2 separate regions of the Homo sapiens genome follow, and region 2 is linked to region 1. A link is a loop called in an ENCODE intact Hi-C map of the cell type or tissue named here. Cell type or tissue: PC-3. All regions are shown on one strand. Links, peaks and the distances in the headings refer to the core of each region. The heading gives the core; the rest is flanking DNA.

What was found. Peaks named below come from ENCODE experiments on the same cell type or tissue, not always from the same donor. Only the 100,000 strongest peaks of a DNase experiment are listed, where the experiment ranks them.
Region 2: a loop joins it to region 1, with 3 times the contacts of the local background. A loop is called at or near these places in 4 of 110 quality-filtered maps.

What each region holds. Positions count from the first base shown.
Region 1 is chr18:58,260,474-58,265,852 of GRCh38, forward strand. All of the region lies in intron 5 of NEDD4L (NEDD4 like E3 ubiquitin protein ligase), which reads left to right. Among named protein-coding and RNA genes, the nearest start is that of MIR122HG, 180 kb to the right of the region's middle. In PC-3, for the core only: no CTCF peak of the experiment used is centred there; a DNase peak (open chromatin) is centred at 2,808; H3K4me3 peaks cover 1,742 bases; H3K27ac peaks cover 3,112 bases.
Region 2 is chr18:58,183,931-58,189,309 of GRCh38, forward strand. The region is part of intron 2 of NEDD4L (NEDD4 like E3 ubiquitin protein ligase); the gene reads left to right. Among named protein-coding and RNA genes, the nearest start is that of NEDD4L, 140 kb to the left of the region's middle. In PC-3, for the core only: no CTCF peak of the experiment used is centred there; DNase peaks (open chromatin) are centred at 1,111, 2,531 and 2,851; H3K4me3 peaks cover 910 bases; H3K27ac peaks cover 1,799 bases.

The sequences.
Region 1 (5,379 bases), core at 195-5,194:
TGCTTTGTTTATTTCACTTAATATGTATGGCTGTCCCATTGTGGAGGCATTATCTCACTTGACCCTCCCATGTGAAATGGTGTTATTTCACTGTTTCAGATGAAAGGATGTGATACCGTTGTTAGGTGTAATAACATTATGTGTATATCATAGTGTATACTATGATACCACTTTGTGCACCTATAATGGGAATGTGTATTTATGTGTGTGTGTATATTTGCACAATTAAAAAGTATATGTTAAGCCAAAAAGCAGTTTAATGCTTCCTGTGATGTGACAGTTTTTTTGAAAAGTTTAGAGGTGGTAACTTCATTTGGTGTCTTGCAGCACTGGCCTGAAGGTGAGAGAAGGCTTCTTTGGGGATCCAAAGAGCCGTCCTCTGCAGTTCACTAGCTTTTGGTCCTGGAGTACTTAGACTCCCTCTCTAAGCCTATTCCTCATCAGTAAATTTGAGGATAAAAATGTCCAGCTCGTAGGTTCATAGTTAGGTTTAAATGAAAGTGTCCATGGAAGTACCTGATTCGTGAACCAGGTATCTGTAATATACAAGTCTTTCCCCTAGCAGGTTAATTAGGTTAATTGTGAACAACCATTTTTTGATCAGTATGGCATTTAACACAAGGACAACATGCATTTATGGCATACCTGGAAATGTTTAATAAATAGCTTTGATGCTCTTTCTGTTGTCATCTCATCTTTCCTAAGTATTTGTCCCTAACACCAAATACAGTCTTGGAAAAGAATTGCTTCCTGAACTATGCATTATAGAAAAGGACTCGTAAGTATATTTACTGTGTTGATTTTGAAGCCTTATAACATTTTGGCTTGCATTTCTAGCATATTTTTTACCATGTCATTTTGCTGTAATATTTCCAGTGGTTGAGTCTACTGTTACTTTGGTATAGACTGAGGCTTTTGAGAAACAATATAGTGTTATATCTACAAAATTTCCACATTGTATGACTTTAAAATGAGGGAGATATTTGGGAATATGTCTTATTTTAAGATACTGTCTTTTAGAGAGTTTTCATAAATGGTGCAGCTGCTTCTCTTGGCTAAGCCTGGTGGCAGAATTCCTAGTCATTGAAATAAATCTCTAATTTTATAATACATACTGATAAGAAACTTGCTATCTTTTCATAAAAGTTCACAGTACCAGAATAAATTTACTTTATGTAAAAACTACCTTAAAATGTAATAAATGTTGGATAGTTGAATGGTTTCTGGATAGTTGATGAATATTTCTGTATAGTTGAGGCGAATCTAAATGGTAATGCTACTTGTGCAACTGTCAATGATCTAGCACATTTTTTAATAAAAATAATTACCTGCATATTACTGTGGGCGATACAGGTTAGCTATCCTAAATACGTTTTTACCTTTTTAACTCTTAATTATATTAAGCCATTTGCAAGAATGGGAAAAAGCAGGAAATTCATAGGTGGTGTTGAAATTGCTGATTCTACACAAAGGTACCAGAATGTCTACATTTCCTCTGTAAATGTCAAAGGAAACTTTGGAAACCCACCTCAGAGTTGGCTGGTGATTATTCGGACAGGTTATCATCCTGTCTGCAACCTTCTAGTTCTCTTAGTTCATACCAAGCAGCATGATATTCCATGTCCTGCACAAAGGAGAGCACCAAAACAGCCTTCACCTGCTGCGTATGCCCCACTCTGAATAAAAAATTAAGAAGGCCAAAGGACGGAATGTGTTAAATATTAGCAAAAGCAGGTATTGCAGAATGTCTATACATTTCTGGGCAGGTGGAGATTATTGAAAGATTTTTAGAAATAATCTTCGTTCACCACATTCCAGTGCCAGGCCCTGGACTTCTGTCTCTATTTGTGATAAAATGTTTTTAAGAAATGCTGGCTGGGCACGGAGGCTCATGTCTGTAATCCCAGCACTTCCAGAGGCTGAGGCAGGTAGATCCCTTGAGCCCAGGACTTCGAGACCAGCCTGAGCAACATGGCGAAGCCTCATCTCTACAAAAAATACAAAAGCTAGCCAGGCGTGGTGGCCTCTGTCTGTAGTCCCAGCTTCTTGAGAGGCTGAGGTGGGAGGATCTCTTGAACCCGGGAGGCGGAGGTTGCAGTGAGCTGAGATCGTGCCACTGCACTCCAGCCTGGGCGACAGAGTGAAACTCTGTCTCAGGAAAAAAAAAAAAAAAAGGAAAAGAAATAATCTTCTCTCAGTGAGCATGTTGAATGCATAATGTTCTCACTGGAGTTCTCCTTTGGAATCTCTTGATTATTCTGCTGTGGCTTCCTTGGGCCAACTAGGATACAGAGGAGAATAAATGAGTAACTCAGTGAGACAGGTGGCCTGATGTGAGTGGGCCTGAAAGTTAGCCCCTGATGTCCTGGCTGGTTTCATGCCATGTCCTAAACGGGCACTTTCCTGGTCTCTAGGCATCACCATGTTTTGACAGGAAGCTTAGTTTCTTTCAGGATGGAGGATGGAATCAATTGTATTTCAAGAAGCCTGTTTTTTATGCCCTGACAATTTTAGAACTGTGGACTGTTCTGACACTTTTGAGTACAGTGATTAAATCTCTGTGAAGGGACAGGTCATGAAATCAAATAAAAGGACGGATCATAATTGAGCTGGAAGGGGGCCCTCCTATCTCTGATTTGACTCGTTGCTACACTTTAGTATTCGGAAACTTTGTATTGGTTCCCTTAAGTGCCTGCACAACCTCCCTATTTCTGGAAACCATTCAGTGTTTGTTTTAATGTTAAGCATTATGCCACGTATCCAGTAAGCAGAGCAGAGTAAATTCCTCCAGGTAGCAAGAGACTGGAATTTCCCCCAGGCAGATCAGCTTTTCACAGGTTCCTAGAGTTTACACAGCCTTCTTTTGTGACTTAATTTTTGTAGATCACAGTGAGTCAAGTGACTTTTACTTCCCTGTATAATAACTTTGAGGAGCCTACTTGCAACCCACATCATCACTCATTATCTTGCTTACTTCTTTCTTGGGGGTTAGATGGGCTGGGGTTGTTATTAAGCATGTTAAATACTTTGAAATTCAAATCGTTTCTGATAGATTTAGTTTCTCTTTCTTCTATTGGTCATTCGAGAGCTGGTAGACTTTTAAAATACATTTAATGACTCACACATGTCATAACTCATCCATTTCCTTGACATTTTCAAGCGTGATAATAAATCCTACTTCTTAGGCTTTTTTTTTTTTTTTTTTCTCTCTCTCATGTTCTTTTCAAATGCATGGCTAGGTAGTTACCTCATGAAGGAAAACAACTGTTTTGGTCCAGATTTTAAAAATTGAGTTGAATAGAAAAGGTGGGGTGGAACCAGCAATACTGAAATGTAATAATGTATATTAAGCTCCAACCAAACAATCCAGCACTTCTTCAAATCCAGGAGGTCTTCTGGCTAGGAGTTACATTGCAGAACTAACATGGACTCTTAAACTTTGTAAGGAATTAGTCACAGTTGAACACTGGAAACTATCAGCATACCTCTGGGCTTCTTTTATATGGTCTTCCTCATGAGTTAAAATGCCTTAAGCATAGTATCTGTTCCATAGGACCTTACTGATTATGCTTTTCCACTTGAATAAAAGAGATATTAAGTTGTAATAAAACTTTAAATATTTTAATTTAGTTTGAATATTTAAGTTGAATTAACCTCTTACTACAGTAATTATCTTTTTTGCTAACTTCTTACTACGGTAATTATCTGCTTTTATAAAATCCAGAAACGATGTTATACACATTAGCACGCATTATTAGGTGCCCAAATGCCAAGGCTAAGGACACAGCAATGCTAAGGACACAGTGTGCCTCCGGCCTGCTTGCACCCTCGGTTGAAATTATATTAGCAAGAGAAGCTCCTGCATTCTGCAGTATGGCATTTTTCTCCAGCTAATGTATGCAGGGGTCATTTTTAAATGTTAGATTCACAGATTTGCAGAGCTGTGAGTTGCCTTGGAAATTATGCTGGCCAGTTCCTTTAATTTTAAAGATGAGGAAAGTGAGAACTTTCCTTTTTAAAAATTGATACATAATAGTTGTACCTGTTTATGGGGGTACATGTGATATCTTGTACCTGTTTATGGGGGTACATGTGATATCTTGTTAACATGCATACAGTGTGTAATGATCAAATCATTACATACTGAAATATTTGAAATATCTGTCACTGCAGACATTTGTGGCATCTGTGTGTTAAGAACATCCCAAATCTTGTCTTCTGGCTGTTTTGAAATGTATAGTAACTTCTTATTAACTGTCGTGCTGAGGACATGGACTACTGTGCTGTTGAACACTAGAACTTACTCCTTCATCTGACCGTATTTTCGTACCCATTTACCAACCCTGAGAGCTTTACTTTTGCAGTAATAGAGAATATTCTTTTTCTCTCTTGAGTATGAAATAATTATTTTTGAATAATCACTGCACGTGAAGCCCTATCCTTCTTGACGTTGGACATATAAATACTTAGGGAGCTTGGTTTATAGAGCTTTCAGTTTCACAAACAGATGGGACAGCTGAGGTGAGGCCTGCCTAGCAGAAGAAGCCTTACTCCTGATAGCAGGCACTAAGCAAGGCATTGGGTGACAGATTGCTTATGCACAGGCTGGGAGGGACAGGAACTGTGTCATGGAGGGGCAAGACTGGAACTAGATGCTGAAAAGTGACCAGATTTGTCTCAGTGGGCCAGTGGGAGGGGCCTCATTGAAAGACTGAAGGTAGATGTGCCTCCCAGGGATGTGGTGGTCATATTGGCTCCAAATTGCCTTGTTCATTATTAGCAGGTTTCAGCAAATTATTTTTCATGTGAAACGTTGCTGAAGATTTCTTGGGTGTGGCTGTCATCACAAACAATTCCTCTCTTTTCCATCAAATGTGGAGTTGGATGAATTCCTTCCTTGCTGGCCTGCCTTCCACAAAGCTGCTCTCTGAACACCTGCCAGGCCATGCTGAGGACAAGGAAATACCAAGGCACAGTTTCTGCCATTTAATGGTGGTAGCAGAGACCCAGGAATGCAATGGATTATTGTCACTTTCATTATAACATCATAGTGTAGGATCATAACTGGAACAGAGAGGATGAAGCTTTCTTTTGGGGAATTGAGGGAGGGAGACAGGGTCTTGCTCTGTTGCCCAGGCTGGAGTACGGTGGCGTTAAGATGGCTCACTGCCACCTCCACCTCCCAGGCTCAAGTGATCCTCCCACCTCAGACTCCCAAGTAGCTGGACCACAGGTACATGTCAACACACGCAGCTAATTTTTTAGTTTTTGTAGAGATGGGGGTCTTACTATGTTGCCCAGGCTGGTCTCAAACCCCTGGCCTCAAGCAGTCCTCCTGCCTTGGCCTCCCAAAGTGCTGGGTTTACAGGCATGAGACAC
Region 2 (5,379 bases), core at 116-5,115, 77 kb before region 1:
AGGCCAAGGCGGGCGGATCATGAGGTCAGGAGATCAAGGCCATCCTGGCTAACATGGTGAAACCCCGTCTCTACTAAAAATAGAGAAAATTAGCCAGGCGTGGTGGCGGGTGCCTGTAGTCCCAGCTACTCAGGAGGCTGAGGCAGGAGAATGGCGAGAACCTGGGAGGTGGAGGTTGCAGTGACCCGAGATCGCGCCCCATTACTTAAAGGAAGTGGGCTTGTGTTTTGTGGCCTTAAGGATGTAATCTGTTGGTAGGAGGGAATGAGGGTGTCCTGGTAGGGGTGTCTGGCTTTAGTGTCACCATTCTTTTAGGAATTGCCATGTTGTGGGGTCACGTCTTGTAGGAGAAACGTTCTGAAGTCATGGGATTCTCTACCCTCCTCTCCTGCTCTTGGTTTCCACCAGCAGCCTGCTTGGTGTGGTTTTGAAATGGAGCAGAGATGGTTTTGATGAGCCTCACTGGAGGTGCTGCTGAGATTACCGAGAGGCCTTGCTGGGCACCTGGAGTCAATCATGCCGGGCACTAGCATCCGTCATCTTAGGAGGTAGGGATTATTATCCTACCTCCTAAGCCATCCCTGGAGTGGTGGCTTGGAGAAGTTTTCCAGAGAAACCGATCAGTTCATAAAGTTTCTGTAAAGGATTAACACAGTGTAGTCCAGAAATGTTTGTTCATGAAGTCTTGGTTTTTGGGTTTAAGAAAGTGTTCTCCTGTCTGGGCGTGGTGGCTCACGCTTGTAATCCCAGCACTTTGGGAGGCTGAGGTAGGCGGATCACGTGGTCAGGAGATCGAGACCATCCTGGCTAACACGGTGAAACCCCGTCTCTACTAAAAATACAAAAAATTAGCTGGGCATGGCGGCGGGCGCCTGTAGTCCCAGCTACTTGGGAGGCTGAAGCAGGAGAATGGCGTGAACGCAGGAGGTGGAGCTTGCAGGGAGCCGAGATGGCACCACTGCACTCCAGCCTGGGCGACAGAGCGAGACTCCATCTCAAAAAAAAAAAAGAAAAGAAAAGAAAGTGTTCTCCTAAGTGCTGCTCACCCTTTTTCCCAAACAGGACCTAACCCTGCGAGGGAGGGTGAATTAGGCCATTTGTTTACAGTTTCATCAGCACCAGGCGTGCACGGCGTTAGTCATGGTCCTTGCTCTCAAGGCACTGTACTTGTAGCAGCAGTATGGTGCAAATGTGCAGCTGAACAGTGGGCACAGGTTCCTGGTTAGCATTTAGTGCCACAGGAATGACAGGGAGGTCTTAATTGTGATCGGACCGTGGGAGCTGGATTACCCCAGACTGTAGCTCACTTCCCTGTAAGCTTTTGGTAGGGAGCTTGGAATTAGCACCATTAGTAGAAACAGATTTCAAAGGGAATGGTACCTGTTCCGTATGAAACACTTTAAAACTCCCGGTGTCCACACGTCTTTAAAAAAGAGGCTTAAAGCAGTTTCATTTCATCAACCCCAAACTGGAGAAGCTATGAATGACCACACTGATGAATATGTCCTAAAATATATGTATATTATATAAAGTGTAAAAACAGACAAGCAGGAACATACTACCAGTTTCTATCACAGCTACCCTTAAACTATCATTGGAGGGCAATTAAGTGGGTACAACCTCTAGCTATTTGGAAATATGTATAAAAATGACAAATGCCTGGTTGGGTGCTGTGGCTCACGCCTGTAATCCCAACACTTTGGGAGGCCTAGGCGGGTGGATCACCTGAGGTCAGGAGTTCGAGACCAGCCTGGCCAACATAGTGAAACCCCATCTCTACTAAAAATACAAAATTAGCCGGGTGTGGTGGTGCATGCCTGTAATCCCAGCTACTCGGGAGGCTGAGGCAGGAGAACCGCTTGAACCCAGGAGGCAGAGGTTGCAGTGAGCCAAGATCGCGCCATTGCACTCCAGGCTGGGCAAAAAGAGCAAAACTCTGTCTCAAAAAAAAAAAATTAAAATTAAAATTAAAAAGTAAAATAAAATGATGAATGCCTGTACTCTTAGACCCAGCACTCCCAGTTCTGCCAGTTCATGCAGCAGATACATATGCACACGTACAGAGAAGGATGCAACAGATACATATGCACACGCATACAGAGAAGGATACGTATGCACACGCGCACAGAGAAGGATACATATGCACACGCACACAGAGAAGGATACGTATGCACACGGGAACAGAGAAGGATGCACAAGAACATACATTCCCTAGTTGACGGAGTCGCAGATTAGAAACAACAGAAAAGCGTCCATTAAACAACAGTTTGAACCTGTGTTGAGATATCAGCATCCCTTCTCCTTCTCTCCCCCACTCCCTCTGCCCTCTGCAGGTTTTATTCTCAGCCTGATTTTCTCCATTGGATGTCAGCCCTAGGCTGGCATTTGCAGAGAGAGATGGTGGCTCCTGCAGAGCTTACGGCCTGTATTTTATTGGGCTGTGTTGAGTTACCCCTGATGTGAGCAGGAGAATGGGATGTTCTGTAAATTGGCCTCTAGCCCATCGTGAATTCATATTTTTTTTATAATGTGTGAGTCACACTCCCTTCTGTCTTCATTTCCTTTTCACACTCCCAGCAGATCATTCTCTCTATTCTGATTGGCATTTTATACATGAGGCAGCAGAGGCTGAGACCTACTGTATTTTGAGACACTGTAGCTTTATATGGCATAATTAAATCATAGTCATCAATCACTCTTAGGAGGTAAGGATTATTATTGGCATTTTCCAGATGAGAAAAATGGAGGATGAGAAAGGTTAGGCATCTTGCTGAAGTCACAGCAGACTTAAGTGCCGGAGTTGGAGCTGCATTCCGGTATGCTTGCATAGACTCTCTTCTCATGCTCACTGCACGCCAGTCACCTGGTATGCTGAGGCCCTGCCTCCAGGCCTTCTGATTCAGCTGGTCTGCAGCCCTGGCATTTCCAGCTCCTCAGGTGATTGGAATGAAAGCCAGAGCTGGGAGCCACTGGTCTACACCACCAGTAAATGATCGGGTTCTCACTTGATCATTTAATTAAGAATCTTGGTTTTCTGCTTTCAGTCTGAGAACTCTTGTTCATGCTCTCAGGCATGTCTTCACGCAGGAAAGTGATCTTTGAAATTAATAGGTGCTTGGAAAGCCTTTAAGCAGCAGGCAGTGGAGAAGGCCACTCAGTAGGAAGGGCCGAGCATGAAGCCTAGTGCACAGGCTTTTCAAGACCCCACGGAGGGTCTTCAGAAAAATGGGTTTCCTTTGTCTCCGTGGCTTCCAGTCTTTGTTGGCCAGCAGTTGTCTGCTTCAAATGAGCTGGCTCTAGAGGGGCCTGGAGAACCCAGAAAAACTTTGTGACAACCTGACAAGTTTGTGTTAATCTTCTGGGCATTGGCTTTCTGCACTTATTGCTCACTGAATCACTGAACCAGGCAGGTGGGGTACTGGAGGGCAGGGGATGGGTAAGAAGGGCAGCCTTTGGAAGGAAAATCAGCAGAGGGCAGGGACCGGGGAAGAAGGAGTAAGAAGGGAAACCCTTTTCTTAGGTTCTTATAAATCAGAAGAGCAATAAAGAAAAAATTTAAATCTAAAAAATACATGATTAGGATTTAAATCCAGTATGCTTCACTACATATAAACCTTTGACTTAATATTTTCTGTAGTAGATGAAAATAGGACTTTTTTTGTTTCCCTTCTCTTCACATGGTATTGAGTTTTTTTGTGTTCTGAATACGTGTTAAGATTAATTATGAAAATCAAATTACCAGATACTTGAAATATAAAATTAGTAATATTCAAAGACGATTAAATGCACGATTTCCTTTTCTCATAAAAAAAGAAGCAGACGGAACTTGTATTCTGAAAGCAAATATGGAAATCACATTAAACATCAGAAAATCCTCACCACCGCCCCCCACCCCCATGTGCATTTCATTTCTCTTTGGTCTGAGTTCAAGGGAGAGAGAATATGAATGTGCTGCTAGCTCAGGAAGCTTCAGTTCTAACTTTCTAAAGAGCTGGGAATGTGCTTGAGTCTCTGTTATCTCTTGTTTGCATTTTTCGCTACTTTGCCTCCATTTGATCCAGGGAAAACTTCATGGTAGGGATGTGAGATGTATTTTGAGGGCTAAAAGAAAGGAGTTTGAACAAAAGCAGGACAGTGTTCCGAATGTGGAAGCAAAGAGTCCTTCCAAGGGGATGTGCGGCCAACGCCTCTGTTCAGCGATAGTCCAGCTGAGACCAGGACCTGTGCCTGATGCCCAGGCCACCCCACAGGACGGTCCTCCAGCACCTCATTTCTCCTTTCATCAGACACCTCTTCACTGGCCTACTGGGAGAAAACGGAGATGAGTGAAAATGTGCATACAGAACATAGGGCTCAAAGGGACCCTAGCACCAGTGGTGCTCAAGCCTGTCCCAGCATTAGCGTCACCTGGGAGCTCCAAAAACATATTGTTGCCAAGACTCAGTCCAAAGCAAGTGACTTCCTTGGCCTGGAGTGAGATGTGGGTGGCCAGGGTCAGGAACCACCGAGTGGGTCCACCTCTGCAGACTGGGAAACAGAGTCTGGGAGGCTGCTTGTTCCCTCAAGGACCTGAAGTGACATGGGGAGGCAGGACTAGCCTTGGGGCTCCTAATTCTGTCCTGGCCTGTATTCCAGTGTGCCGTGGGGCACGTCCAATTTGAATCTGGCCCCAGTACACTCTCAAGCCCTGTGTTGCTCTGGTCCCACAGCTTCTGCCCTTGACTTTCCATATAACAGCACATTGGTGGCCAGGGCTTTGCACTAACCTACCTGCCTCCAACATTGTTTTTGAATAATGGAAGCTAAGCAGATGCATATTAATGCCTGCATTATGGAGAAGACTGTCTCTTCACAAGTAATCTGTAGTTGTTAGTCTTGAAAGTGGGTTAATTCATTGTCTTTCTAGAGAAAATGATTGCATGGCCTAATAGTCTTCCAGTTAGTCTGTGTGGCAAGGTAGAAGCCAGGAGTGGATTCTTAGCTCCTGTTGAGTGCTGCTGTCCTGAATCAGAGATCTTCTCTCCCGGGCCACTTTGTCATGAGCAGGATTTTGAACCAAGACCTTTTCTTCACCTGTCTCGGGGGCCCTCACCGTGGGCTTTGTGATCCCCTGACAGCTCCAAAAGCCTTTATCCTCATCCAATATCTGGTGAACAGCTGACACCTCCTGGGAATCTTTAAAATTGTTCTCTAAAGAAACCATTCTGCTGCAAGTACCTATTTTTAGACTTTATAAAGCCCACGTCAGGTTGTCGCTGCCTTTCTCTCTGTCTGCTAAGCCTGCTGTTTGAAAGGCAGCAACAGGATCTTTTGTCTTTAAAAGTTCAGCCCCAGCTGGTGCATTCCCCACTTGAACTCCATAGCCCTGGTGTGCTCTGG